Regions from separate parts of the Homo sapiens genome. Here region 1 is linked to region 2. Evidence: read pairs that join two places in POLR2A ChIA-PET (ENCODE). Cell type or tissue: PC-9. All regions are shown on one strand. Each heading gives the region's core, and the rest is flanking DNA. Links, peaks and the distances in the headings are about the cores only. Region 1 overlaps MYH9 (myosin heavy chain 9). Region 2 has its middle 37 kb from the start of MYH9-DT.

Region 1 (14,876 bases), core at 4,667-12,666, 53 kb before region 2:
TTCACTCTGATTCTTTTCCATTCAAGTCTATTTTATTTCATTTCTAAACACACTGGTTGCCCGCCAGGCATGGTGGCTCACGCCTATAATCCAGGCGCTTTGGGAGGCTGAGGCGGACAGATCACCTGAGGTCAGGAGTTCAAGACAGCCTGGCCAACATGGCAAAACCCCGTTTCTACTAAAAATACAAAAATTAGCCAGGCACGGTGGTGGGCACCTGCAATCCCAGCTATTCGGGAGGCTGAGGCAAAAGAATCACTTGAACCTGGGAGGCAGAATTTGCAGTGAGCCAAGATCCTGCCACTGCACTCCAGCCTGGGTGACAGAGCGAGACTCCATCTCAAAAATAAATAAATAAATAAACAAACAAACTGGTTGCCACTCACTTCACGACCCACCGATGAATCTCACTTGAAAGTTCTTGAAAAACACCACCGTGACTTATCTACGCTAGGAAGGAGAGGAACGATCTGCCTAAGATCACATAGCCAGGCCAAGCAGAAACTCAAGTCCAAAGCCAAAGGGAAACTCAGTGAGAGGTGGGGGGTCGGGGGGAGTGTCCCACTCCAGGCAAGTGAGACTCAGCTGTAGCAACCCAATCACCTGACACATTCATCTCGTGGTGTTTACATCATCTGATCCCGCCAGCCTTGGCAAAGTGAAGGGTCACGCGGCCCCTCCCCCTAAAAAAGGAGAGAGCCTCAGAGGCTCAGGGAGGCTAAGTGACTTGCCTAGGTACAGGGTTTCCCGGGAACATCCCTGCCGATGTGCAGGGGCAAGAGCACAAGAACGAAAGAGGAGCCCACCTTCCTCAGCATCCAAGGTAACAAGAGATCAAGTCTGGCATCAGAAACATCACCCCTCCCATCTCCAGGCCCAGCCCCACACTGAAGAGATACCCAGAAGTGACGGTGTTCTAAAGGCTTAAATACAAGAAGGATCATCAGGGAGGGGAAGGCCACTGTGCTGGAGCTACAGTGATGAGCCCCAGGAAAGTGATCACCCCTGGGGTGGCACAACTTAGACTAGAACAAACCCCCATCCTGATCCTAACGGCCCCCAGGCTGCATCCGTTATGCGACACTCACGTGTGCACACTCTACAAATGGAAAACCCAAAGCTTCTATTTGTCTAGGTCAGTGGTCAAGGACCCCTTTGAGAACTTGTGAGAGGTGGTGAACGCCTTGCATACCACGTTAGGGGGCTCGCAGAGACTCTGCAGTGCGGTCCATGGACTTTTAGGAGTCCCCTGGTCACAAGCTCAAAGGTAATGGGGCACTAGTGCGGCCTCCTTTTCTACCAAGGCAACATGAACAAAGACTTGAGGCAGGATCTCTTCCTTCGTCACCCTCCGGAGGGTTAAGCAGGATCTCGCTGAGGAAGCAAAGCTGTGGACAGAATAACCCAATAGCAAGAGTCCACGTGGCACGGGAGGGAGGCCGATTCTCCTGCACTGCTCTGGGGTGCCCTGGACTCCAGGAACAAGAAGCCCAAAACTGAAGGGTGAACGGTCTCTCCTCCCGACATTTCCATCCCTTGCTCCGGTTCTCAAATGAGCAAGCACACAGCCAGCCCTGGACATATAGAAGGCATGGCAGGCAATGCCAAGCTTTCCAGAGAAGCATCCCAGAGCCTCCTGCATTCCCCGGGGGAAATGATCAAATACAAGTGAGGATGAAATCCACTTATTTTGCACTTTACAGAAAAATTAACTTACCGCTCCTAGACTGGGTTGCGGCAGCACCCTTGTCTGAAAGGCTGGCCAACCCCAGTGTCCTTGAGCAGGCAGCCTGGCCGGCAGGATGACCTTACCAAGTCCTTCCCCAGAAACGTGACTACCGCTTACTTTACCACTCACCAAGCAGCACTCCTTTGCCCAGGCCACAGTCTGGTTTGAAAGTGGCCAAAGCTGTGGCTGCACATGAAAGAAGGAAGCAGCAGCGGCCCCTGCTCTAGAGAGCTGCCAGATTTGGGCCAATGCCATCCTGCCCTGGACAGAGCCCCAGGCCCCCTCCTCCCCTCCCCAGTCCAAGATGGGTGCATACAGACTTGCACACACACAGATATGCATGCACACAGACACGTGCAAAGATCTGTGCACACAGAGGTGCAGAGACATGCACACAGAGACCTGTGCAAACAGACATGCACATATACAAACACACACACACACATGCCTGCATACAGACACCCCAGAGGATGCTGGGATATGGCCGAAGTCAGGCCAACCTGGAGGTAAGCGCTGGATTCTCCTCACTGGTTCAGGAAATCCGGCAAATTATTTAAATGTCCTGAACCTCCCTTTCTTCATCTGTACAATGGGAATGAAAAGGCCCACCTCCCAGGACCCTGTTGGTAATTAAATAACGGCCACTTGCACTTTATTCTGAGTGCTTTTCACCAGGAATCTCACTTTAGCACACAGCACTCTTGTGAGGTAGATTCTAGTGGTATCCCGTTTTGCAGATGGGGAAACAAGGCCAGAAGGCTTACTTGCTGAAGGACACACAGGCACTAGCTGCCGGTGTCTGTACCCTGCAGGTCTCACTTGGGGCTCCAGGTCTTCCATCCCTAACCACTCTGCTCCACTGCCTCTAGGGGTGCAATGAGACAGCGAATGCACACAGAGCATCTGGCAAGGCGTCACATAGGACCTGGTCAACAGCAGTTGCTCCGTGATCAGGAAGGAGAAGCGCAGAGGTGGACCCGCAAGCTTTCCAGTAGCCCAGGGCCAAAGCACCAGTATCTGTCCTCCTGTCTGCTACCAATCCCCTCCAGCAGACTCACTTTTAACCCAATTTCTCTAAGATAACAGTGCTGGGAGGTGGAGGAGTGTTATCTCCCCACCCTTACCCCTCCCAGCTGTCTATATCGCCCTAAACAGCCAGGAATTTAATAAGCCTGGAGTTGTCTCTGACTCCCAACCACAACCAATTCGGAATGCCCCAGGTCCTGCAGCACAACAAAGGCTGCCCTGCAAAGCCCGGAAGAGCCTGCGAAGCCTGCCCCGTCCGCGATAGAGCATCACATTCTTCAGATTCTTGTGTAAAAGCCAGAAGTAAGGCAAGGGGGTGGGGGTGGGGGGGCTCTAATTTCAACCTAAGGGTCATTAAAGCCTGTGACCTGTATTAAAAGGGAAGAGACCCACCCCTCTGCAGCCCCTCTGTACCACGCTGGTCCTCCAAGGTGTATGATACTGCACAGGTCAGCACACCCAGGCCTCACAACCAGAAAGCGCCCTCAGCCTAGCGTCCCCACTTTGAGGACATCAAGCCTCCAGGACACACAGCTAGTCAATGGCAGGAGGGATTTTGCCAGACTGATCTTCAGCATCGTACTGGTGGCCACTATCTATTTCTTTCTGTCTAACATAGGTTTAAAGTTCTAGCCAGAGAGTCCACAGAACTAACCCCAGGTAGAGTTCAGGGGAAGACGTTGAGGTGCTGATGGAGACTCGTGAATTCCACAGTGCTCGGCAGCAAGTAATTAATCTCATGATGAGGCGTTTTTCATGAGCATTTGGCATTATATACCCACCTCCCCCTCGCCCTGGCAAAGGCAGGAAACAGTGGGCGGCAGGCCGGCTCTGGGCAGAAGGCGGGCTGAGAACAGCATGCTGGTGGGCTAGGAAGGTACGAGGGGGCGGTATCCATTCTTCAGAGGGAGGACAGCAAAAACCCAGGTTCCCCACAAGGACCAGGCTAACCAGACCTCACACCAGCCTGCCAGCCTTCACCTGCTGTCTACCCGACAGGTCTCTTAGGATGGAACAGGGAGGGCTGTAATTTACAGCTGGTGCCATAAAGCCAACTAGGTAACGCGACCCAGCAACCACCACTGTGAGGCTATGTGTGGAAGTCTACAAAAACCCAATTTCACAACTATTGTCCACATAGTGGTTGAAGTGGGATGAGAAGGCAGGAGAGGCGATGGAAGTAGATATGGAAAATAACTGGCCTGAAAATGAGGAGCTGGGAGAGGATTTTAGATCATTCACTTGCTACCTGGGGCTAGTCACGTAGGTTTTCTTGGACTCTCAACATTCCCAGCTACAAAATAGGAACACTAATACTGCCACCTTCATGGGATTGAGAGACTTTTGTTGCAATAACTTGAAAGTGACTTTAACCTTTGTAACGTGATATAAAAAATAGACTGAAATTTTTAAACAGATAAAAATATATCACCTGGCACTGTGCCAGATAAATTGTGGACAGATAAAACATATAAACAATAAAGCTATACTTTATTAGCATCAAAACCCTCTGTGGCATTTATTTTCCTCATTCCACAGATAAGGAAAACTGAGGCACAAAGAAAGATTGTATGACTCACTCAAGGTCAAAGGGCCTGCAGGTGGGAGAACCAAGATTAGGGCAGATGGTCTGAGTCCAGAGTGCCTGCCTATTTACCTAAGCACCAGACACACGCCCATCATGCTGGTGAGGCTCAGAAGCCAAAGAAATAAAGCCATCTACCCAGGACATCAGGGTCTGTGCCACCCACATTCTAGTATGAATATCCTCACCTGTTTCTCAAGCATGTATCAAGTGCTCACCATGGGCAAGGCACCATGCAAGGGTCCTGGCGACAAGGCCTCTAAAAGGGGAAGCAAGACCAGCACATAAGCCAGCACAGAGAATTGCTAAGACATGAAGCAGTCCGCTGGGAACAGTGGCATAAGCGAAGCATTTGGCAACGCACGCTCGAACCGCAGCCATCCAACACTCGGGCCAGTACCTGGGAGTTTAGGTTATAGTCCTGCACCAGCTTTCTACAACAGTTCCTCCTTACCGGTGTCAAAAGTGCTTATGACTTAACAGAGGGGAGGAGCCACCTCCAAGAACAATTGGCTCACAGGCACTGGGCAGAAGGCAGGGCAGCCTGGGAGCTGGGAGCAGCCAGGGCAGCCCCCACCCAGTTCTCAAGTGTTTTGATCAGAAGTAGAAGCCCGGAGCAGAGAGCAAAGTGGGACAAAAGGAAAAAGCGCTGGTGAACCAGGGGTGGGCAGTGGGGGGTGGGAAGAAGGGCAGGAGGGGCATTGATACTTATCGGGAGTCCATCATGAACTAGACACTGCTGAGAGCATTTCATACTTTAGCTACCCAGAGAACACTAACAGATAGTTCTATGAACCAGAATTTACAGATACAGAAACTGGAGCTCAAAGCAATTAAACAACCGGTAGAGCACCGTCCTGGAGGGCTCCTCCCCCAGATCTGAAGGCATCCACAGAATGTCCCTGGATCAGAGAACCCTCTGCTGACACAAACACACTCCCCTACTCCCTTCTTCCCTGTTACAGATTGAATTGTGTCCCTCCCAAAAATATCCATTATGTTGGAGCCCTAACTCCCAGTACCGCAGAATGTGACTGGTATTTGAGGACAGGGCCTTGGAAGAGGTAATTAAGTTAAAATGAGGTCCTTCGGGTAGGCCCTAATCCCATGGCTGGTGTCCTTATAAGACGAGGAAGAGACACCAGGCGTGTGCGTGCACAGAGCGAAGACCATGTGAGGACACAGTTGGCAGACGGCCATCTATGAGCCAAGGAGAGAGGGCTCAAAGGAAACCAAGCCTGTCCACACCTTGATCTTGCATTTCCAGCCTCCAGAACTGAGGGGATAAATGTCTGCTGCTTAACCACACAATCTTGTACTTCATCATAGCAGCCTGAGCAATTTTTTTTTATTCGTATTTTTATTTTGAGAAAGGGTTTCACTCTTGTTGCCCAGGCTGGAGTGCAATGGCGCCATCTCGGCTCACTGCAACCTCTGCCTCCCAGGTTCATGCGATTCTTCCTGCCTCAGCCTCCCAAGTAGCTGGGATTACAGGTGCCCACCACCATGCCTGGCTAATTTTTGTATTTTTAGTAGAGACGGTTTCACCATGTTGGCCTGGCTGGTCTCGAACTCCTGACCTCAGGTGATCCGCCCGCCTCGGCCTCCCAAAGTGCTGGGATTACAGGCGTAAGCCACCACACCCAGCTGCCTGAGCAATTTAGTACCTCTCAACATACCCCCTCATCTGCTTGGGCTCTCTACAGCTCTTACTGTCTTGACTTTCCTAGTAAGTATGTTTGATTATTGTTTGTTTCCGCCACTAGAGAGTAAACTGCAGGGACTTCAGTTGCCTTAATCAATGATGTGTCCCCAGAACCTAGAACAGTCTCTAGCAACTGATATGTATTTAATGAACAAATAAATTGAATGAAAATGAAATGTAAACCCAGCAGCTGCTTCTGAAGTCACCCACTCCCTGCCCCACACCCCACTTCCTGTTGCTTTCTCTATTCCTTGTATCCACCTCTCCTTCCTCCAATATAACAGCTACTAAATAATTTTAAATAGTATAAATTCAGACCACGTGCAGTGGCTCACATCTGTAATCCCAGCACTTTTGAAGGTCAAGGCAGGAGGATCACTTGAACCCAGGTGTTCAAGACCAGCCTGGGTAACATAGCAAGATCCCATCTCTACCAAAACATTTTAAAATCAGCCAGGTGTGGTGGTGTGCACCTGTAGTCACAGCTACTTGGGAGGCTGAGGTGGGAGGATCACTTGAGCCCAGGAGGTTGAGGCTGCAATAAGCTATGATTGTGCCACTGCACTCCAGCCTGGGCAAAAGAAAGAGTGAGACCCTGTCTCTCAAAAAAAAAAAAAAAATGACAGGTAATAAAAAAAAAAAGTTAGGTTAAGGTTTAGATTGTGTTTTTGCTGAGTTTGTATTTAATCATGGGAGGTATTAAGGACTGTGACAGAGCTGTCCCAGTGAAACCTCAAACCCGAGAGGCCTGGTGCTGATCCAGGTCCCAAGAGCAGGCTGGAGGGGAGGACGCAAGGAGCTCGGCAAATCTGCAACACACAAGGGCAGCGGTGGCCACTGTGACCACCTGGGCCCCCAGCCCTGTTCGTGCCCTCGGTGGGGTGGGGAGCAACAAGACTTTGGAAACTTTCCCATAAGCAAACGACTTCTCTCCTGCTGTCTAGGAAGACAGCAGAATTCAGGTCAGCGGGACTTGAGTGGGGAGCCGGGGTTGGGGAACAGGGGCCTTGGAGGCCGAAAGAGGCAGCCACAACACCTGGCAGAGGAAGCCTTTCTCTGGAATGAAAGGAAATACGGGAGCAAAGGCAGCCCTTGCATTCCAATTTCTAGCCCCTTGACCACCCATCTTCTCCCCTTAGGCCCACCCCCAAATACTCTCTCTTTACAAACATCTGTCTGCTCAAAAGTAGCCACTAGGATTCTGAAACTTCCTCTTTACAACAAAACTAAACTGTTGCAACTTGTTGCTACCATTCTCACACCATCCTGGAAAAGGCAGGGGCCTCAGCAGAGCCCAAGTCTCCTGCCAATGGCCTTCCGACTTTGGAAGACCACTCCACCCCACTATCCTCCCCCTGCCCCTGCCCTCAGCTGCCCCTGCTCCACTGCCACCCTCGGTAGGGTCTCCCTCAGAAGGGCCGGGGGCTATTTCCCAAGCCTCCCTGTTGTCATGGTCCCTTGGAGACTTCTTCTCTCCCTCACTTCCTCCCAGTGGGTTTTCTGGCCAGGGGCCTTGGAAGTGACACAACGGCGGAGGCGGGGTGAACAGGTTGAAGAGCTTCCTCCAAAAGCCCGGACAGATCTCCCAGCTCCCTTGTTTCTAAGCCTTCTCACCACTACTGACAAAGTGGTTTTACCTGTTTTCCATCGGCTGGAATTGACTGGAATTGGGCATCCAAGCAGCCCCCACCTCCTCAGCCCCTTCAATCACAACCACACCAGAGTGAAGTGGCATGTTCCTAGGTCTACGCTGCGAGCCCCCTCCAGGACAGGGCCTGGGACCTCTTGTTCATCTGCATCCTGACCAGCGGGCAGTTTCTGGCCTAGATCTAGAATAGATGTACTGGATACATTTGCTGAATGAATTTCCAAGACTCAATAAAACTCGTGGAACTTTCTGGCAACATGAAAAATGGTCCCTCTCCTCAGTGGACATAAGAGGGTCATTAAAATATGAATTCTGGCGACCAATGAAACATAGGAACTTTGCATTATAGTAGTAACTCAGAACACACACAGTCTCCATTCTGCTTACAATTTTGTAAAATACATGTGTATATGGACAGAAAACCCAGAAAAATGCAAAACGGTGGATGAGGTGCAGGGCAAATCTGCTTCTTGCCAGCTTTGTTGCAATAATGCTTGTGCAATAAACACCACACACACCCCCACCTTATTTTTTTTTTTTTTACTTTAAAAACAGAAGAACTGGCTGGGCGCGGTGGCTCACACCTGTAATTCTAGCACTTTGGGAGGTCGAGGCAAGTGGATCACCTGAAATCAGGAGTTCAAGACCAGCCCAGCCAACATGGCAAAACCCCATCTCTACTAAAAATACAAAAATTAGCCAGGTATGGTAGCTCAAGCATGTAATCCCAGCACTTTGGGAGGCCAAGGTGGGCGGATCACCTGAGGTCAGGAGTTTTTGAGACCAGCCTGGCCAACATGACAAAACCCCATCTCTACTAAAAATACAAAAATTAGCCGGGCATGGCGGCACGCGCCTGTAATCCCGGCTACTCGGGAGGCTGAGGCAGGAGGATTGCTTGAACCTGGGAGGCGGAGGTTGCAGTGAGCCAAGATTGTGACAGTACACTCCAGCCTGGGCGACAGAGTGAGACTCTGTTTCAAATAATAATAATAAATAAAAACAGAACTGATTCTAATAACAATTACGTCTCTCTCAATATTCCATGAAAAATCTCATCCCAAGTCCTTTGGCTAGAAAAACATGCTGGCCACACAACCAGAGGGCGCAGGCCGCGTTCCCAGCATCCACCCCCAAGGTGAGTGACCTGGGAGTGGAATCCTGCACTCCCACATTTCCTGGGAAATGGGGCAAGGAAACAAGCCTTCACGGGCCGTCTTGGCCTATGCAGAGGCTGGGTCGTGGCCTAAGGAGGAGAGGAAACGTTTCACCAGCCCCAGGTGACTCACAGGGCCTTCACCAACCTGAATCACCCCTGAACAAAGCTCTGCCTGCGTCTGGGCAACTGAACGAGGTCCCACCCCTGCTCCCTGGACTTGCCACACCATGTCTCTACTTTACAATCTCGAAGGCTGCCTCCTCCAGGAAGCCTTCTCAGACTCCCCCCTGCCTTCTCCCTGGGTTTCCAGCATCGGTATCTGGTGGGAGACCATCAGCTCCCAGAAACAAGGGCCTATGTTTCTTTTCCCTCCATATTCCTAGCACCCAGCCAGTGCCTTATACCTAGAATCAGTTCCTCCTAGTAGGAGTCACTGCTGAATGACTATGAATCTGATGGGTGGACAGATGAAGGACGAAAGGAACCCAATGGTTTCAAGATGGCTGATGTCAAGAGCTCACTAGGCAACATGATGGCAGGTTGCCTGGCTAGCTGGTTCCCCAGAGGGCACTACTCAGACAGGCACAGCAGTGCCTGGATTCACGCTGGGGCCAGGGTCTTTCCACCTGCTCTCCCTTAGGACCAACCACATTCATTTGAAAAATGGCCAGTGGGGTTAAAGGTGAAGTCAGTAGCCAAGGCATCAATGCTGACCTGGCAACCCCGCTGTGGGTTGCCAACTGCTGTACGGGAGATCCCATTCTGCTGCAGCCCAACGTTCTCTCTGCCCATTGAATGAATGCTCAGCCACTGGTGAGGGTGGAGGCCTCAAGGACCAGCCCAACCACTCACCGCCAAGTGAGGAAACACAAGTCCTGGAGTGCAGGGCGTCTCCAAGGCCACAGAGTCAGGAGCTGGAGCACCCAAGTTTGAATCCCTGCACAGTCTCCCCATCTGCAAAATGAGGATAAGTTCCTACCTTATGGAAACCAGGGAAGAATTAAATGAGATAATCCATGTAAAAGCCCTAGCATGGCCAGGTGTAGGTGCAGTGGTGGCTCACGCCTATAATCCCGGCACATTGAGAGGCCAAGGTGGGAGGATCACCTGAGGCCAGAAGCTTGAGACCAACCTGGACAACACAGTGAGAGCCCATTTCCATTTTTTTAAATGTAAGTTAAAATTTTTTAAATAAAAGATAATAATTTTTTAAAAGCATCAGCATGGTACCTAGTACATACAAGTGCTCAATAATTTCTTTTTTTTTTTTTTTTTTTTTTTGAGATGGAGTTTTGCTCCTATTGACCAGGCTAGAGTGCAGTGATGAAATCTCAGCTCACTGCAACCTCCGCCTCCCAGGTTCAAGCAATTCTCCTGCCTCAGCCACTCCAGTAGCAGGGATTACTGGCATGCACCACCACACCCGGCTAATTTTGTATTTTTAGTAGAGACGTGGTTTCACTGTGTTGGCCAGGCTGGTCTCGAACTCCTGACCTCAGGTGATCCACCCACCTCAGCCTCCCAAAATGCTGGGATTACAGGCGTGAGCCACCGTGTCCGGCCAGTAAACTTTAATAATTATAATTAATAACGAGACTGTGATGGGACCCAGAGAGCAGCTCTTCCTCCCTTCCATGCCCACCTTCCCATCCTCCCTCCTCCTCCCAGGCAATCCTAGCCTCCAGGAACCTAGCTCAAGATGCTCAGATGTCTCCTGACTCAGGGTAGCATGGGCTTGCCTCAGTATCCCAACTCCCTGTTGGAGGATAAGGCTGCTTGGTGACAGGGACAGGCTGTCAGCCCTCCATCGCTGCTGAGCCCCACCAAGCCAGCACAGTGCAGACCACATAGCTGGAGCTTAGGGAGTCTCTGCGGACTGACTTGGCAAAGGGCAACTCCCTTATACCCAATACTTGGTTCTTAAATATAAAAAATAAAAACTTGAAAATGCCCCCCTACCACCACCTTTCTCCTCCCAGGGATTCCCCGATCAGTGTTCTGTAAAATGAAGAGGTCACTAACCGGCATTCAAAAGCTTTTGGCTATCTAGGCCTCCCTGTCGCAGGCTTAGAACTGAAGACACTGGCTGGGCGCAGTGGCTCATGCCTGTAATCCCAGCACTTTGGGAGGCCGAGGCAGGTGATCACCTGAGGTCTAGAGTTTGAGACCAGCCTAGCCAGCATGGTGAAACCCTGTCTCTACTAAAAATACAAAAATTAGCTGGGTGTGGTGGTGCACACCTGTAATCCCAGCTACTTGGGAGGATGAGGCAGGTGAATCGCTTGAACCCGGGAGGTGGAGGTTGCAGTGAGCCAAGATCGTGCAACTGTACTCTAGCCTAGGCGACAAAGCGAGACCCTACCTCAAAAAAAAAAAAAGTGAAGACACCAATGAGACCTGAACCCCATTTGTGCAATAAGGACTAGGAGCTGACTCTGTCCCAAACACGGAGTTACAGCATAGGGACAGAAATGAAAGAAGACCCCGCCTTTGACCTCCTCACCCGCAGAGGACAGCGAGTTCTCAAATCTTCTCCCCGATTCTGGCCCAGTTAGATTAAGTCACCCAGACTGTCCCAAATGCCTCGTTCTTATGTTTATCTGACAGGAAGCTGCCTTCTCTAGCTCAGTGACTTAATGTGAAACACAGGAAACGTAGTGGCTTTTGAACATAGACAACTCTAAATAAAGGTGCCTCTATCGCTTTGTAACAGCCTTTCTAAAAAAAAAAATACTTAAACCAGCTCAGATCAGTGTAATGAGATGAATTGAACTGTATGGGAAAAGGATGCAAAAGTTGCAGGCATCAGAAACCTCAGCATCAATGCCGGGGGCGAGTTCCAGCAGGTTCCTCAGTCATCTTAATCACCGCACCTTGTTATCAAGGGACAGGCTTGTTGGATAAATACGAAATCTCTAAAACTTGAACCTGGCCGGGTGCGGTGGCTCACGCCTGTAATCTCAGCACTTTGGGAGGCCAAGGCGGGCGGATCATGAGGTCAGGAGATGGAGACCATCCTGGCTAACACGGTGAAACCCCGTCTCTACCAAAAATACAAAAAAATTAGCCGGGCACGGTGGCGGGCACCTTGTAGTCTCAGCTACTCGGGAGGCTGAGGCAGAAGAATGGCGTGAACCCGAGAGGCGGAGCTTGCAATGAGCCGAGATGGTGCCACTGCAGTCCAGCCTGGACGACAGAGCAAGACTCCGTCTCAAAAAAACAAAAAAAAACTTGAACGTGTATTTCCTACCACCTGAGGAGAGATGATGTTATTGTTACTATGAAGAAAAGGAGAAGCTGGACGAGGTGGCTCACACCTGTAATCCTAGCACTTTGGGAGGCCAAGGCAGGTAGATTGCTTGAGCTCAGGAGTTTGAGACAAGCCTGGGCAACATGGCAAAACCCTGTCTCTACAAAAAAAAAAAAAAATTAGCCAGGCCTGGTGGTGCACACCTGTGATCCCAGCTACTTAGGAGGCTGAGGTGGGAAGAATGCTTGAGACGGAGGCCGAGGCTGTAGTGAGTTGCTATCGCGCCACCACATTCCAGCCTGGGCAACAGAGCAAGACGCTGTCTCATAAAAAAAGAAGAGAGATGAAGGGGAGGAAGAGGAGGAACAGACCACTTCACATCCATTTATAATGCTAAGAAAGAGGCTTCTCCACGGTGCAGATGGGAAAACTAAGGCGAGCAGCAGGAGAAAAGGCGGGGGGTCTGCTCCTAGCTCTGCCTGATCCCAAAACTTTATTTTGTTCCTTCTCCCGTGCATTTTGTGTTGAAAATATAACAAATTATCACCGGAGACATTAAGTGACCTAAAGTTACTAGAAATCAGGGCTGGCTGAGGACAGTGGGCAGCAGTGTGGCTTTCTGAATGGCCCACCCTGCTGCCTGGCACCACCCCATGTGAAATATTGATTTTTCGAGCTGTGGGAACTTTCAGCCCAAGTGGTCACGTCCAGCTGGAAGAAGTTCAGAGAAACCCAAAACACTTCCCACCCCATTCCTTAACCCTAGTGCCCCCCAACAAAAAACAACAAAAAAGACGAAGGGAGTAGAAGAATAGACTCTTAAGGAAAGATTAAAGGAGCTCAGTATGTGTTGCTTGGCTAAACAGGGCATAAACATCAAAAAAAAAGAGAGTCACCATTTAGAAAACACGCTTAAATGAAGCCTCCTGATTTGGAAAGGCACTGGGTATGAGCGAAACCAGGGGCCAAGGTTTTCTACCGACTCACAGAATGAGCTTAAGCAAATCGCTTTTTCTCTAATTAGGAAAAAAAAAAAGAAATGTTATTTTAATTATTCCCAACATCTCTTCCAGCCAGGCATTCTATAATTCTAAATCCAGTAGGGAGGGTTTTCATTGTTGTTGCTGATTTTTCTTTTAAGCAGGGGATGATTTCAAATTAGAGTTAAAATGCAAGAAGAAAGGCTCTTCTTTCTAAGGCCCACGTCCTTTTGGTGAGTGGCAACCTACTCAGAGATTAGCTTCGAGCTCCCCCAACACATTAAAAATTGTACAGAGAGGCCAGGCGTGGTGGCTCACGCCTGTAATCCCAGCACTTCGGGAGGCCGAGGCGGGTGGATCATGAGGTCAGGAGATGGAGACCATCCTGGCTAACACGGTGAAACCCCGTCTCTACTGAAAATACAAAAAAAATTAGCCGGGCGTGGTGGCGGGTGCCTGTAGTCCCAGCTACTTGGGAGGCTGAGGCAGGAGAATGGCGTGAACCCGGGAGGTGGAGCGTGCAGTGAGCTGAGATCGCGCCACTGCACTCCAGCCTGGGTGACAGAGCGAGACTCCGTCTCAGAAAAATAAAAAGTTGTACAGAAAGACATCATCTTGGCCTAAGAAGGCAAGAGAGGGACCTCCCTGAGAAGCCCCTTTTCTCCTCTGGGACATACCATAAGGATGGTAAGGGCCTCTGAGAAGTACCAAGGAAGTGACTCGAGGGTGGGGAAGATCAGCTACCTGTAACCCCACTACAGGCCTTAGCCCAACCTGCACGGCAGGAAGCCACACCCTTCCGGAAGGCCCTGCAAAGGCTCCTTCCAGCCACAGCAGGAGGGTCCTGGGCTAGAGATGCAGACAGCCACTGAGGGACTCCCAGCTGCTCCAGCGCTTGGCGGGCTAGCTAAGGGCCTTCTCTGGGGACACCTGCCCGGGTGCTGAATCATCTCAGGCTCGAGAAGCTAATCGTGGGAATGGGAACCTGAGTAATTCCAACAGAAGCCTAGGTTACTTTTTAAAGAGACATGCATCAGAGTGGGCAGCTCCCCTCCTGCCTCCCAAATATTTGGTGCCATCTAAGCACAAGGGACAGGGAGCTGGGTACAGATACAGGCCGCCCGCCCATGCAGTGGCGGTCCCATTTTAGAGCCAGTCTCATAGTGTGTGCTCATGTGTGACTCACACCATTCCCCCAGGAGGCCCGGAGGCTGCCTTGCAGGACCTCAGGACCCTGATGGGGTCTTCCAGACTTCACTCAGGAAAGGAGTCAATCGGGCACAACAGCAGCGCCGGCAGCTCCTCCCAGGGCCCACACCATCCAAGGCGAAAGACAGCCATCCTTGAGAAGGGGGGTAGGGCCCTCCCATTCAAAACACCCCTCTGATCACATCTTCTCAAGAATTTGGGCTTTTCCAGTGTTGTTATACATAAAAACCACAGGCCAGATGTCTTAGGGGAAACTGGGGACAGAGTGGGAAGGGGCATAATAGTGGATGCAATGACCCCAAGTTAAAAAAGAAGGCCAGGTGGCCGGGTGCGGTGGCTCACGCCTGTAATCCCACCACTTCGGGAGGCCAAGCCAGGTGGATCACCTGAGGTCAGGAGTTCGAGACCAGCCTGGCCAACATGGTGAAACCCTGCCTCTACTAAAAATACAAAAATTAGCCAGGCGTGGTGACAGGTGCCTATAATCCCAGCTACTCGGGAGGCTGAGGCAGGAGAATCGCTTGAACCTGGGAGGTGGAGGTTGCAGTGAGCTAAGATCACGCCACTGCACTCCAGCCTGGGCAA
Region 2 (14,876 bases), core at 4,584-12,583:
TTGGGAGGCTGAGGCAGGTGGATCACGAGGTCAGGAGATGGAGACCATCCTGGCCAACACGGTGAAACCCCGTCTCTACTAAAAATACAAAAAAAATTAGCCGGGCGTGGTGGCAGGCACCTGTAGTCCCAGCTATTCGGGAGGCTGAGGCAGGAGAATGGCGTGAACCGGGAGGCGGAGATCGCGCCACTGCACACCAGCCTGGGCGACAGAGTGAGACTCCATCTCAAAAAAAAAAAAAAAAAATAGCGACTGGGTGTCACTATGTTGCCTACATTGGTCTCAAACTCCTCGGTCTCCCAAAGCGCTGGGATTGATGTAGGAGGTGGGACTCGACTCTGGAGGTGGGGCTCACACATTGAACCAAATCAAGGACTAGCTAGGCTGGGCGCTGTGGCTCAAGCCTGTAATCCCAGCACTTTGGGAGGCTGAGGCGGGTGGATCACGAGGTCAGGAGTTCGAGACCAGCCTGGCCAACCTGGTGAACCATCATCTCTACTGAAAATAAAAAAATTAGCCAGGCATGGTGACGGGTGCCTGTAGTCCCAGCCTCTCGGGAGGCTGAGGCAGGAGAATAGCTTGAACTCGGGAGGCAGAGGTTGCAGTGAGCCGAGACCATACCACTGCACTTCAGCCTGGGTGACAGAGCGAGACTCTCTCTCAAAAAAAAAAAAAAAAAAAAAAAGAGAAAAAGAAAAGGAAGAACAGAAGAACAGAAGAGAAAGGGCACCCCACACACATCCATTCCTCTCTTCCTCCGTTAAACCGGAGCCAGGGGCTGGGGCTGGGTGTGTGTGCTCCTGCCTTCCCAGGCTCTTGCTTGTTTTCAAAGGACCAGAGAAATGTCTGGAGGACTGCTGCTTCAGTCCACGTGACCAGGATGAAAGTCATTAACAAAAGGCCAATGTTTGGGGAAGAGCCTTTGCCCTCCTTTCAGGGCCTCAGCTGGGGCTCAGGGAGATAAGGCGGGAGCAAAAATAAAACTGAAAATGTGTTTACTCTGAGATGAAAGTGCATTGCTAAACGCTAGCCGCGAGGACTTGTATACAAAAACCACATGTCTGGGGGTGTTCTGGAATGTCACAAACTGCAATGGCAAGAAAAGGCAGCAGGCAGGACCAGGACTCTGCTCCGTGGGAGCCCCCTCTGGTGCCCTGGCTCTGTCACCTCCTAGGGTCTGTGATCTCTCAAACCGGACCTCAGACAGCCTGAGCAGCCCACCCAGCCACGTGAGCCACCGTGCCCAGCCTGATTTCTTTCTTTCTTTTGTTTTCTTTCACTTTTTAAACAGAGACCAGCAGGCCAGGTGCGGTGCCTCACGCCTATAATCCCAGCACTTTGGGAGGCTGAGGCAGGTGGATCACCTGAGGTCAGGAGTTTGAGACTAGCCTGGCCAAGATGGTGAAACCCCATCTCTACTAAAAATACAAAAAATTAGCTGGGCGTGGTGGCGGGTGCCTGTAGTCCCAGCCACTCGGGAGGCTGAGCCGAGATCGCACCACTGCACTCCAGCCTGGGAGACAGAATGAGACTCCGCCTCAAAAAAAAAAAAAAAAATTAGCCTGGCGTGGTGGTGGGTGCCTATAATCCCAGCTACTCGAGAGTCTGGGGCAGGAGAATTGCTTGAACCCGGGAGGCAAAGGTTGCAGTGAGCTGAGATAGCGTCATTGCACTCCAGCCTGGGCAACAGAGCGATACTCCGTCTCAAAAAAAAAAAAAAAAAAAGCCATGAGTGAGTTACTCTTGCGAGCAGCCCTCTCGAGCTGGAGTTTGACTCCTGGAAGATGGGATGCCACTGTGACTGAGCAAACATAGGAATAGCTGTTCCACTAAAGTCTCACAAAGCCACTGGCCGGAGGAATTTCTCTAGGGACTCCCAGGAGCAGCTGAGGAAACATGAAGGAGTGGACATTCCCAGAAGCCAAAGAAAAGTCGTTTGGTTACAGAGACTGGTGTCTGTGTTCTTCTAGAAAACATGGGCTCTGCTGAGATCAGGGAAGACTCTGACAGGAGCCACCAGGCAGAATCCTCCAGACAGACTAGAATGAGTACAAAGGAGAACAGAACAGCTGTTGCTGGGCGTTTGGACTGAACAGACCTTTCTCACGTGTTGTTTTTATTTATTTATTTGGAGAGAGTCTTGCTCTGTTGCCCAGGCTATAGTGCAGTGGTGAGAACTTGGTTCACTGCAACTTCCACCTCCTGAGTTCAAGCTATTCTCCTGCCTCAGCTTCCTGAGTAGCTGGAATTACAGGAGTGAGCTACCATACCTGGCTAATTTTTGTATTTTTAGCAGAGACGGGGTTTCAGCATGTTGGCCAGGCAGGTCTCAAGCTCCTGGCCTCAAGGGATCCACCCGCCTCGGCCTCCCAAAGTGCTGGAATTATAGGCATGAGCCACCACACCCAGCCTGTTATTATTTTTTAATTTGAGATAAAACAGAAGCCATGTACCTTTGAATTATTCTAACCAAAAGTCTCCTGTTGGGACTTACACAGAACCACTAACTGTCAAGTGTCTGCTGGAAGCCTCAGTTTCCTCATGTGTAAAGTGGGGAAAATAATAGTGCCTGCCTCCTAGGACTTAAAGTTGTTTGTGAGAAATGCTTAGTGCTGGGCATGGTGGCTCATGCCTCTAATGCCAGGGCTTTGGGAGGCCAAGGTGGGAGGATTGCTTGAGACCAGGATTCTGAGACCAGCCTGAGAAACATAATGAGACCCTATCTCTACAGATTTTTTTTCCATGAGGCATTTTATTTGTAAATATGTGTATTACATCCCTAGAAAAAGAATCCCAGGATTTTCCCTCCTGTGTGGTTTTGTCTTGCTTCTTCATGGTCCATGATGCCAGCTGAGGTTGTCAGTACAATGAAACCAAACTGGCGGGATGGAAGCAGATTATTCTGCCATTTTTCTAGATCTTTGAGTTGCACATCAAATCTGGGGCTGATCACTCCACACTTGTTGAGCCTGCCTGTGACAGTCACAACAATTTTCCCAGCTCTGTGACCATCAATGATTTCAAATTCGCCAGTGTAATCATGCTTTATCATCACAGTGAGAAATCGGACGATGACTTTGGAGCATGGCCTAATAAGCACCTGGCGTTTGCCTCTCTTTTTGGCATTGTTGATGCTCTTGAGGGCATCAGCCAGGGGCCAGGCGCAGTGGCTCACGCCTGTAATCCCAGCACTTTGGGAGGCCGAGGCAGGCGGATCACAAGGTCAAGAGATAGCGACCATCCTGGCTAACACAGTGAAACCGCGTCTCTACTAAAAATACAAAAAATTAGCTGGGCGTGGTGGCAGGTGCCTGTAGTCCCAGCTACTCAGGAGGCTGAGGCAGGAGAATGGTGTGAACCCAGGAGGCGGAGTTTGCAGTGAGCTGAGATCGTGCCACTGCACTCCAGCCTGGGCGACAGAGCGAGATTCCATCTAAAAAAAAAAAAATTAAAAAATAATAATAATAATAATAATTTTTTTTCCTCCAAAAAGCACTTTGCAGAGAACCTCAGCAAGGCTGAAAAAAATAAAAATAAAATAAAAATAGGCCGGGCGCAGTGGCTCACGCCTGTAATCCCAGCACTTTGGGGGGCCAAGGTGGGCGGATCACCTGAGGTTGGGAGTTCAAGACCAGCCTGACCAACATGGAGAAACCCCTTCTCTTCTAAAAATACAAAATTAGCCAGGTGTGGTGGCTCATGCCTGTAATCCCAGCTACTTGAGAGGCTGAGGCAGGAGAATCGCTTGAACCTGGGAGGCGGAGGTTGCAGTGAGCCGAGATCGTGCCACTGCACTCCAGCCTGGGCAACAAGAGCAAAACTCTGTCTCAAAAAATAAATAGATAAATAAATAATAAAAAATAAAAAAGTGCTGGACACCCAGACTGCAGACCTAGTTTCTGGCTTCTACTCTTGATTCTTTTCTTAACTCGCTGGCAAGCCTGAGGCAAATCCCTTGTCACCTCTAGGATTCTACTAGCACGTCTGCGAAATGGGTGTTGTTGCCTTACGACATAGGTTTTCAAACATGTATGTTTCACAGTGAAACCCTTTGTGCAAAAAAAAAATCTTAGGCTAGAAGCCGGCACTGTTAGGACTCCAGTATTTTGAACCCTGGTGGGACTTACATCTGCCAGCACCGGTGACACTTTGCTGAAGGGCTCGACTCGAGCTCAGGAGGCTGCAAGTGCTGAGGACGTAATGCCCTTTGGGAGCAGCTCTCAACTTAGCCTGTGCTCGCTCAACGCTTGGGCAAATAACTGGGAGGTCCCGTTCACTAGGTAGATAGCTCCTGCTTCCCTTCTCTGTCTCACTCACCCACTCCCTTATCTAAGTTGCCTGGGATCACAGTCCAAATCAACCACATGTACTCAAATTTTTGTCTCTGATCTGCTTCTGCTTCAAACCAAGTTAGGATCCCCAAATGCAAAACAAGTACCAGCTATGGTCCCAGGAGGCAGGCGGGTCAGTGAGGGCTGAGCTGTGCAAGGCGGGTCAGTGAGGGCTGAGCTGTGCAGGGGCCTTCCCCAGGGGTGGGCCTGCACATGGGCCTTGAGCAATAGATTACTTTATTATTTATTTGTTTATTTATTTTTATTTATTTATTTATTGAGATGGAGTTTTGCTCTTGTTGCCCAGGCTGAAGTGCAATGCTGCGATCTTGGCTCACTGCAACCTCCACCTCCCGGAGTCAGACAATTCTCCTGCCTCAGTCTCCCAAGTAGGTGGGATTACAGGCGTGTGCCAGCACACTCAGCTAATTTTGTATTTTTAGTAGAGACAAGGTTTCACCATGTTGGTCATGGCTGGTCTTGAACTCCTGACCTCAGGTGATCCACCCGCCTCGGCCTCCCAAAGTGCTGGGATTACAGCCGTAAGCCACAGTGTCTGGCCTCAATAGGATACTTTAACAAGGAAAGGATTGACCAAAACATGGTTAGGTTGGGCGAGTAGGGTGGGGAAGGAAGGGACTAAACAGAAAAGCCCAACTAGAGAGGGAAGCTCATGAGCTGAGACACCCGGTGGTGGGACCCTGACTTGACAGTGCTCTGTCCCATCCTCCATGGTGACCAGGTTGCTCAGTTGCAGTGCTCTCCATATCTTCCCTTTTCACCCAAGACTATGTTCCTCTTTTGACCAAGAAAGTAGCCCAAAAGGGATTGTGGTCACTTTCTTATCAGGCCTGTGGTGGAGGCAGAGGATACACGTCAGGCCTTTCCCAGGCCCACGGCCCCAAGCAACTCCTCCAAGGATGACATCCCGGCTCTGCCAGGGCCACTGCAGGACACCTTCCAAACTCTGAGCCGGACGAGGGAAGGAGCTCCATGCAGTGTCCTGCGATTCAGGCCCGATGCACAGTGGGCAGCCTGTTCCTAGGGAGTGGGCACTGGGAAGGGAGTCCAGCTGCTGACTTACGGCATGGCCTCACCCAAGAGTCTTTATCCTGAACTTCTTCAGAATTTCCTCCTGAATTTCTTCAACAACATCCACACATCAAGATCATGGGACAGGATATGTGAAAGAGCTTCATGAACCACAAACCATAAACAATCGTGCAATTCAGCTGCAAGTTATTATTCCAAAGGCTTCTGGGGGGCAAAGCCCTGTCCTTATTCCACATTGTGTCCCAGAGCCTGGCACAGGGCCTGATGAATGGCAGGAGCTCAGGCTTTGCTTGTTGAATGAATGAATGAATGAGGGAATGAATGACAGAGTGGATATGTCATCCAGTTTGACAATTCAATCCAACCAACTATCGCTGAGGGCCTACTATGTGCAGGAGCTGGGCTGGGCACTGAGGAAAATCACAAATAACAGATGGGGTTTTTTTTTTTTTTTTTTTGAGACGGAGTTTCACTCTTGTTGCCCAGGCTGGAGTGCAGTGACGCGATCTTGGCTCACCGCAACCTCCGCCTCCTGGGTTCAAGTGATTCTCCTGCCTCAGCCTCCCCAGTAGCTGGGATTACAGGCTCCTACCACCATCCCTGGATAATTTTTGTATTTTTAGTAGAGATGAGGTTTCTCCATGTTGGCCAGGCTGGTCTTGAACTCCTGACCTCAGGTGATCCACCCGCCTCAGCCTCCCAAAGTGCTGGGATACAGGTGTGAGTCATCGTGCCCTGCTTAAATTTCAGTTTCTTTAAGCCAACTGAGTCAAGTTTCTGTCATTTGCAAAAGATAAAGTCCTGATTAACACACTTAAGTTTACGGATGTAATTCAGTAACACCCCTTCTCAGGGATGCCTACCCTGAACACCACGTGGCTCCTCCCTGCTCCAGCACTCTCTCCTCCTACCATTTGGTTTTATCCTCTGCTTGTTGTTCCTTAGCATCTTGCGTGTGAATTGTGCCACTCCAATAAGATTTGAGGCACTGTTTAAAAACTTTGTTTTTGGCCATGTGCAGTGGTTCACGCCTGTAAACTCAGCGCATTGGGAGGCCAAAGTAGCAGGATCCCTTCAACCCAGGAGTTTGATACCAGCCTGGGCAACATGGCGAGACCCTGTCTCTACAAAAATAATAATAATAAAAAAAAATTAGCTGGGTATGGTGGAGCACGCCTGTGGTCCCAGCTATTCAGGAAGTTGAGGTGGGAGAATTGCTTCAGCCCAGGAGGTTGAGGCTAGGCTACAGTGAGCTATGATCACACCACTGCACTCCAGCCTGGGGGACAGAGCAAGACTCTATCTTAAAAAGAAAGAAAAAAAGGAAGAAAGGAGGGAGGGAGGGAGGGAGAGAGAAATTGATTCACAAGGCAAGGAAAAGAAAGAAAGAAAGAAAAAAGAAAAGAAAGGAAGGAAGGAGAGGGAGAGAGAGGAAGAAAGAGAAAGAAAGAGAGAAACAAAGATTTCAGAAGACTCTAACATAACAAAAAAAGAAGAAAGAAAAACAGAAAGAGAGAGACAAAAAGAGAAAGAAAGTGAGAGAAAGAAAAAGAAAGAGAAAAAGAGAGAAAGAAAGGTGGTTAAAGAAAGCTCAGGTGTGGGGCCAGGTGTGGGGGCTCACACCTGTACTCCCAGCACTTTGGGAGGCAGAGGGGGGCAGATCGCAAGGTCAGGAGTTCAAGAGCAGTCTGGCCAATATAGTGAAACCCCATCTCTACTAAAAATACAAAAAATTAGCCGGGCGTGGTGGCACAAGCCTGTAGTCCCAGCTACTCGGGAGGCTGAGGCAGGAGAATCGCTTAAACCCGGGAGGCAGAGGTTGCAGTGAGCCGCGATCGTACCACTGTGCTCCAGCCTGGGTGACAGAACGAGACTCCGTCTCAACAAAACAAAACAAACAACAAAAAAAGAAAGCTCAGGTGATTTTTTCAATTTCTTCTTCTTCTTCTTCTTTTTTTTTTTTTTTTTTTCCCAGAGACAGCGTTTCACGCTGTTGCCCAGGCTGGTCTTGAACTCCTGGCCTTAAGCGATCCTCCTGCCTCGGCCTCTCAAAGTGCTGGGATTACAGGAGAGGCACCGCACCGGCCTCAGGTGTTTTCTGGGCTTCTGTGCATTTCTGCTCCTCTCTGGGTTTCTGTCTATCTCTGACTCTCCCTGTGTCTCTCTCTTCCTCCCACACTCTTGCTGTCTTTCTCTGTGTAGTAACTTAATTTCCCCCTCTTGTTTCCTTTTCTCTTGTCTCTTTCTCTATGCCTCTGACTGCTCATCTTCTGTTACCTTCTGTCTCTGGTTCTCTCCTTTCTGTGTCTCACTGTATTTTTATTTATTTATTTTTTTGGTCTCTCCCAGTCTCTTCCAACTCCTTCTGCCCTTTTCCCTTCCTCTTCCTCCTCTCCCTGCCCCACTTCCTCCCTCCCCCTCCTCCTCTCTCCTCCCATCTCTTTCCCTGCCCTGTCTCCCCCTGGAGCTCCCACACAGGGACCCAGCTGGCCTCTCAGAGAGAAGAGGCTCCCTGGAGGCCCAGCAGGAAGTGCAGTTTCCCCTTTGACCTGTCAGCTGGCCACTGGGGACGCAGCTTCCCTCCCACTCCTGTCCACCAGGCAGCCTGTGAAGACTCCCTGGAGCTGGGGATAGAGTTTTGAATCTCGCCATTTGAGGGGCTCTGAAGACAGGCTTTACCCGGAGTGGGAGAGAAGGGGACTGGGCTCCAGGGGAGGAGAACCCCATTTTCACGGGGCACCTCCTGGGTGCTGGTTCTCCACCAGGTCCTGGGGAGAGGGATTGTCAAAGGCCACAGTCCCTTTCTGAGAGACAGAAAGACACAAAAGGGAAAGAGCCGGGGGATGGGGGGCAAGAGAGGTCTCTGTGGAGGCAGGGCTTCCGGGCCAGCCTGGATGAAAAGAACCACCCCCACACATTGCAGGGCTCCTAAGATATTTTTACAGGGACTGAAGACCCTTAGGAGGGGCGGTGTGTTGTCAGAAAGTGTCCAGGAGTCGGAGTCAGAGGTCCGGCTTCCGAGTGCATTTCCACCATGCTGTGTGCCACCTTGGCCATCTGGAGTAACCTCTCCCCGCCTGTTTGTGTCAGAGGCATTGGAACCACAGCCACTCCATCTTGAATAGGGGCTGGGTAAAATGAGGCTGAGACCTACTGGGCTGCATTCCCAGACGGTTAAAACATATCTCACAGGATGAGATAGGAGGTCAGCACAAGATACAGGTCATAAACACTTTGCTGATAAAACAGGTTGCAGTAAAGAAGCTGGCCCAAGGCCAGATGTGGTGGCTCACGCCTGTAATCCCAGCACTTTGGGAAGTCAAGGCGGGCAAATCACCTGAGGTCAGGAGTTCAAGACCAGCCTCACCACATGGAGAAACCCCGTCTCTACTAAAAATACAAAATTAGCCGGGCATGGTGGCACATGCCTGTAATCCCAGCTACTCAGGAGGCTGAGGCAGGAGAATCACTTGAACCTAGGAGGCAGAGCTTGCAGTGAGCCGAGATGGCACCATTACACTCCAGCCTGGGCAACAAGAGTGAAACTCCATCTCAAACAAACAAACAAACAAAAAAAGAAGCTGGCCCAAACCCACCAAAACCAAGATAGCAATGAGAGTGACCTCTGGCTGTCCTCACTACTACACTCCCATCAGCACTATGACAATTTACAAATGCCATGGCAATGTCAGGAAGTCACCCTATATGATCTAAAAAGGGGAATATGAATAATCTACTCCTTGTTTAGCGTATAATCAAGAAATATCTGTAAAAATGGGCAACCAGTGACCCTTGGGGCTGCTCTGTCTATGGAGTAGCCATTCTTATATTTCTTTACTTTCCTGATAAACTTGCTTTCACTTCACTCCCTGGACTCACCCTGAATTATTTCTTGCCTGAGATCCAAGAATCCTCTCTTGGGGTCTGGATCAGGACCCCTTTCTGGTAACATTTCTTCATGTATAAAATAGGCGTAAGCGACCTGCTTATTATAAAGGGGTACAGAGTCAAGGGAGGGAGGCGTTAAAGGAGCCAGAGGTAGCAGAGGGAACCCACACTGACTGACCTGCAGTGGCTATAAAAACTGCTATAATGGGTGGATCTCCTGAGGTCGGGAGTTCGAGACCAGCGTGGCCAACATGGTGAAACCCCGTCTTCACTAAAAATACAAAAATTAGCTGGGCGTGGTGGCATGCACCTGTAATCTCAGCTACTTGGGAGGCTGAAGCAAGAGAATTGCTTAAGCCTGGGAGGCGGAGGTTGCAGCGAGCCGATATCACTCCACTGCATTCCAGCCTGGGTGATAAACAAGAGTGAAACTCCGTCTCCAAAAAAAAAAAAAAAAAAAAAAAAACACCATAAACTTGGTGGCATCAAACAACACAAATGCGTCCTCTTATGGTTCTGGAGGTGAGAAGTCCATTGGGAACCTCACCAAGCCCGAGTAAAGTCAGCAGGGCCTTGATCCTTCTGGAGGCTCTGGAGAGAATCCACTTCCTGGTCATTTCCAGCTTCTGGGGCCATCCACCTTCCTTGGCTCCTATCTCCTTCCTCCTGGCTTCAAAGCCAGATGCCATGCTCCGTCTCCGTCTCTTTTCCTCCCTCTTCCACATTTAAGGACCCTGTGATTACATTGGGCCCACCCACGTAATCTAGGAAAATTTTCCTATTTAAGGTCAGCAACCTTAATTTCACCTACAGCCCTAATTTCCCTCTGCTATGCAACCTAACCACAGCTTCCAGGGACCAGAACCTGGACAATTTTCTGCCTACCACACCTTTCAAAGGAAGAAGGTTTTATGGGCCTGACTCAGTTTAATCTTCCCAACAAGCAGAGGTGTGTGTGGGGCTGGTAGATGCGGTGTTTAGGGCTGTTAACCCATATTACAGATGAAGAGATTAAGGTTAAGATCACACCATCATTAAGCATTGGAGCTGAAATTCAGATCCGGGTCTGACCTCACATCCCATGCTCTTCCCACCTGCAAGTTTTCTTTGAGACTTCAGGACTATAGAAAAGCAACACATTGCCGGGGGCGGTGGCTCACGCCTGTAATCCCAGCACTTTGGGAGGCCGAGATGGGCGGATCACCTGAGGTCTGGAGTTCGAGACCGGCCTGACCAACATGGAGAAACCCCATCTCTACTAAAAATACAAAATTAGCCAAGCGTGGTGGTGCATGCCTGTAATCCCAGCTACTCGGGAGGCTGAGGCAGGAGAATGGCTTGAACCCGGGAGGCGGAGGTTGCTGTGAGCCGAGATCGCGCCATTGCACTCCAGCCTGGGCAACAAGAGCAAAACTGCCTCTCAAAAAAAAAAAAAAAAAAAAAGCGGCACATTATTTAATTCACTTAATAAATTTGTAGGCCAGGTGCGGTGGTTCATGCCTGTAATCCCAGCACTTTGGAGCCGAGACAGGCGGATCACCTGAGGTTGGGAGTTCGAGACCAGCCTGACCAACATGGAGAAAGCCCGTATCTACTAAACATACAAAATTAGCCGGGCTTGGTGGCACATGCCTGTAATCCCAGCTACTTGGGAGACTGAGGCAGGAGAATCACTTGAACCCGGGAGGCAGAGGTTGTGGTGAGCTGAGATGGTGCCATTGCACTCCAGCCTGGGCAACAAGAGCGAAACTCCGTCTCAAAAAATAAAATAAAATAAAATAAAATAAATAAATAAATAAATAAATTTGTGGAGCCCTCATACTGTTCGTAAAGCAAAATGCTGACTGCCGTAGAGGGATACACAGAGACTGAAAATGTGGGCTCTTAGGTTGAGCGCAGTGGCTCATGCCTGTAATCCCAGCACTTTGGGAGGCTGAGATCATCTGAGGTCAGGAGTTCGAGACCAGCCTGGCCAGCATGGTGAAACCTTGTCTTTACTAAACAACAACAAAAAAAAACAGCTCAGTGAGGGTAGCTATTGTCATTACTACTATTTTAATTATTTTTTAAAAAAATTTTCCCATGTTTTAAAATCCTCCATTCATGGCAAACTATTAGTTAATTCTTTTTTTTTTTTTTTTTTTAGATGGAGTCTTGGTCTATTGCCCAGGCTGGAGTGCAGTGGTGCAATCTCGGTTCACTGCAACCTCTGTCTCCCAGTTCAAGCAATTCTCCTGCTTCAGCCTCCCAAGTAGCTGGGATCACAGGCATGCACCACCACACCCAGCTAATTTTGGCATTTTTAGTAGAGACGGGTTTTGCCGTGTTGGCCAGGCTGGTCTGAAACTCCTGACCTCAGGCGATCCACCCGCCTCGGCCTCCCAAAGTGCTGGGATTACAGGTGTGAACCACTGCACCCGGCCGGCAAACTATCTGAATTCTGATCAGGATTCTGGGATAAGACAGCAAGATGAATGGTGTTGGATGCTTATAAAAGTATCCTTTTTTTTGGGGGGGGGGGTTCGGGTAAAAAAAGTACTGAACAGGGAGTCAAAAAATCCCAGATTGAAGGTCTTTTTTGTTCCCTAATGATCAATGAATCTTGAGCAAGCCACTTCTTTGCTTGCCTTGGTTTCTTCATCTTTAAAAAAATTATGATTTTTATTTATTTATTTTAGTTTATTTATTTTATTTTTTGAGACAGAATTTCGCTCTTGTTGCCCAGGCTGGAGTGCAATGGCATGATCTTGGCTCACCTCCCGGGTTCAAGTGATTCTCCTGCCTCAGCCTCCCGAGTAGCTGGGATTACAGGCATGCACCACCACGCCCAGCTAGTTTTGTATTTTTAGTAGAGACGGGGTTTCTCCATGTTGGTCAGGCTGGTCTCGAACTTCCGACCTCAGGTGATCCACCCATCTCGGCCTCCCAAAGTGCTGGGATTACAGGCATGAGCCACTGTGCCTAACCTATTTTTATTTTTATTTTTTGTAGAGACAGGGTCTTGCCATGTTGCTCCTCGCCTCAAGCAATTCTCCTTCCTCAGCCTCCCAAAGAGCTGGGATTACAGGATTACAGGCATGAGCCACCGTGCTCAGCCAGTTTCTTCAACTTTAAATGGAACGATGAAGCATGCCTGCCTGGCTTCTGGATTTGTGTGAAGATCAAATTGAATTAGGTCCGAAAGTGCCTTTTGCAGGTTGTAAAGAGCCATTCGGACATAAAGGCTCAGTTTGTCTTCACCATCTTCCCAGGAAGCATCTGCTGAATGGGGTGACCAGTAGGTCACCGGAATGAGTCACCGAGGTAACACACTAGCAGTGCCGAATGAACAGCGGCTGTCATATTGACCCACTAAAACACCAGGTGGACAGGGGATTATCATTGGAGGCCCAGAGTGCTTAGGTGACGTGCCCAGGGTCTCACTGTTACAGAGGGGGCTTAGGGTCTGGGATGGGCCCAGGACTTCCCAACTCCTGGCCCTGTCCTTGCTGCTCCCCGACCCTGCCCATTCCAAAGGTAAACTGAGCCAGTGGTCCTCCATCTCAGAGCAGGCCTGAGTGCGTGCTGACCCCAAGCCAGATGCAAGAGTTACCCTAAAATCTTCCTGCCCTAAGGGCTTTACAAGTTGGTTAGTCCTGGGATCTTTCCATGTAGCTATACGTAGCAAACCATGTCTCCCAAGGACGTCCTACCTGGAACGCCAATGGGCAGGACAGAGAAAGTGGAGTCCTGAGTCTCACCCTTACCCACCGCATCAGCTCCGCAGCCTTGGGGTTTTTTGTTTGTTTGTTTTTGAGACGGGGTCTCACTCTGTCACCTAGGCTGGAGTGCAGTGGCATGATCATGGCTCACTGCAGCCTCAACCTCCCGGACTCAAGTGATCCTCCTGTCTCAGCCTCCTGAGTAGCAGGACCATAGGCATGTGCCACCATGCCCCGCTAATTTTTTCTATTTTTTGGTAGAGATGGGGGTCTCACTATGTTGCCCTGGCTGGCCCCAAACTTCTGGGCTCAAGTGATCCTCTTGCCTCAGCCTCCCAAAGTGCTGGTATTACCGACATGAGTCATCACCGATACCTGGCCCCTCGGGCCTTCTTATTTTTCTCAAGTATCTCATGTTCACTGCCCCTCACCCAGGCCTTTACTTCTCCTCCTCCCTCTCCAGAGGCAGTGTGCCTAGCACTTAAAAGCAGGGACTTCAGGCTGGGTGCAGTAGCCGTGCATCTAGTCCCAGCAACTCAGGAGGCTGACGCAGGAGGATTGCTTTAGGCCAGGAGTTGGAAACCAGCCTGGGCAACCTAGTGAGACTCATCTCTACAAAACAAAAAAGCAGGAACTCTGGAGTCCAAATACTGGTCCCTGCACTTATCTGCTGTGTGTCCTTGGACAAGTTACTTACCCTTTCTGGGCTCTGGCCCCTTCATCTGTGATATGGGGGTATCGTGGTAGCACAATCACAGCGCTGTGTGAGGAATAAATGGGAGTCCTCACATCCGGCCTGTAGCAGCGCCTGAGCCCCGGCGCACACCCCCCAGGCTCACTGTTTACTTCCCACAGCATAGATGTGGGCCCTCCTGGAGGCCATTTCTGATACCCTACATCCTACTTCTCCGCCCTGCATCCGATCCATAAACCCTCATGGAGTGCTCCCCGGTGCCAGGCTGGACTAGACATGATGCGGAGACTAGCAGGAACCAGACAGGGCCTCCTCTGGGAGCTCTGAGACAGGAGCTCAGAACCCTGTGCGGGAAGCCCCAGGAACTTGCTCTTGAACATTCTCGGGCTCCCCAAGGCCTCCTTCCCTGGGAGCTGAATGAATTGGCCTCACCTGCCAGTCCCCAGGTGACCCCCGGGAAGGAGCTGAGAGCCTGGGACGGGTGCTGGGTTCCTTCTTCATTTTGTTCCTCTGGGTCTGTCCCTGTGCTGAGAAGAATGGCCCCTGGCCCTCTTAACCCAGGAATGCTGAGCATTTCTTAACACCACTAAGGAGGAAGGGGCGGAAGCTTCCTCCCCCAAGCTCTAGAAGGATCCAAATTATTTGCTAAAACCACAGTCCAGGCGAGGTCTGGGCAGATGGGGTTCTCAGAAACCAGGCAGAGATTCTGGCTCCGATTACTCTGTGGGGAGCGGGAAGGGCAGCTGTCCCTAAAAAGGAAAATTAGCCACGCATGGGGGTGGATGGATGGAGGTGAGACCGGAAAAGAACTCTTCTCCGCAGGGCTGTGGGGCTGCCCTGGACATGCATGGGCAGCTGGTCCTCCCAGCCCAGGCCCCTTCTCATCCCACTCCCTACTCCAGGTCTCCACCAGGTCATCCTTTTCTCTCTTCCCAGGCCTTATTTGTCAAATGCCTCTTTCTAGGACCTCTGTTGGCTGGAGTCTGGTCTCAGATCATTCATTCCATAGCTATTTACTATGCGCCAGAAGCTGCACTCACTGGGGGTCCAGGCAGCTCAGGGACGGGGACAGTGTGCTTCATGCGGGCAGGAGCTATGTCGTGTCTTCCGTGGTGTCCCCAGGGCCTGGCTCAGCGTGGCCACAGGCTAGACACAGGAGCAGGACTTGGCAGGGTTGGCCCGGCTTTCCCAGCACCTCCAGGCCCACTC

The links. Peaks named below come from ENCODE experiments on the same cell type or tissue, not always from the same donor. Only the 100,000 strongest peaks of a DNase experiment are listed, where the experiment ranks them.
Region 1: POLR2A ChIA-PET joins it to region 2 with 28 read pairs; 25 of 35 experiments call an interaction of 5 or more read pairs at or near these places.

What each region holds. Positions count from the first base shown.
Region 1 is chr22:36,365,846-36,380,721 of GRCh38, forward strand. The region is part of intron 1 of MYH9 (myosin heavy chain 9); the gene reads right to left. Among named protein-coding and RNA genes, the nearest start is that of MYH9, 15 kb to the right of the region's middle. RefSeq lists a silencer at 2,819-3,113 and enhancers at 3,426-3,515, 11,560-11,639, 14,006-14,155. In PC-9, for the core only: no CTCF peak of the experiment used is centred there; DNase peaks (open chromatin) are centred at 4,836, 5,276, 7,636, 8,976 and 1 weaker place; H3K4me3 peaks cover 3,296 bases; H3K27ac peaks cover 7,066 bases.
Region 2 is chr22:36,418,491-36,433,366 of GRCh38, forward strand. It overlaps the pseudogene RPS15AP38. Among named protein-coding and RNA genes, the nearest start is that of MYH9-DT, 37 kb to the left of the region's middle. RefSeq lists an enhancer at 13,492-14,127. In PC-9, for the core only: no CTCF peak of the experiment used is centred there; a DNase peak (open chromatin) is centred at 12,561.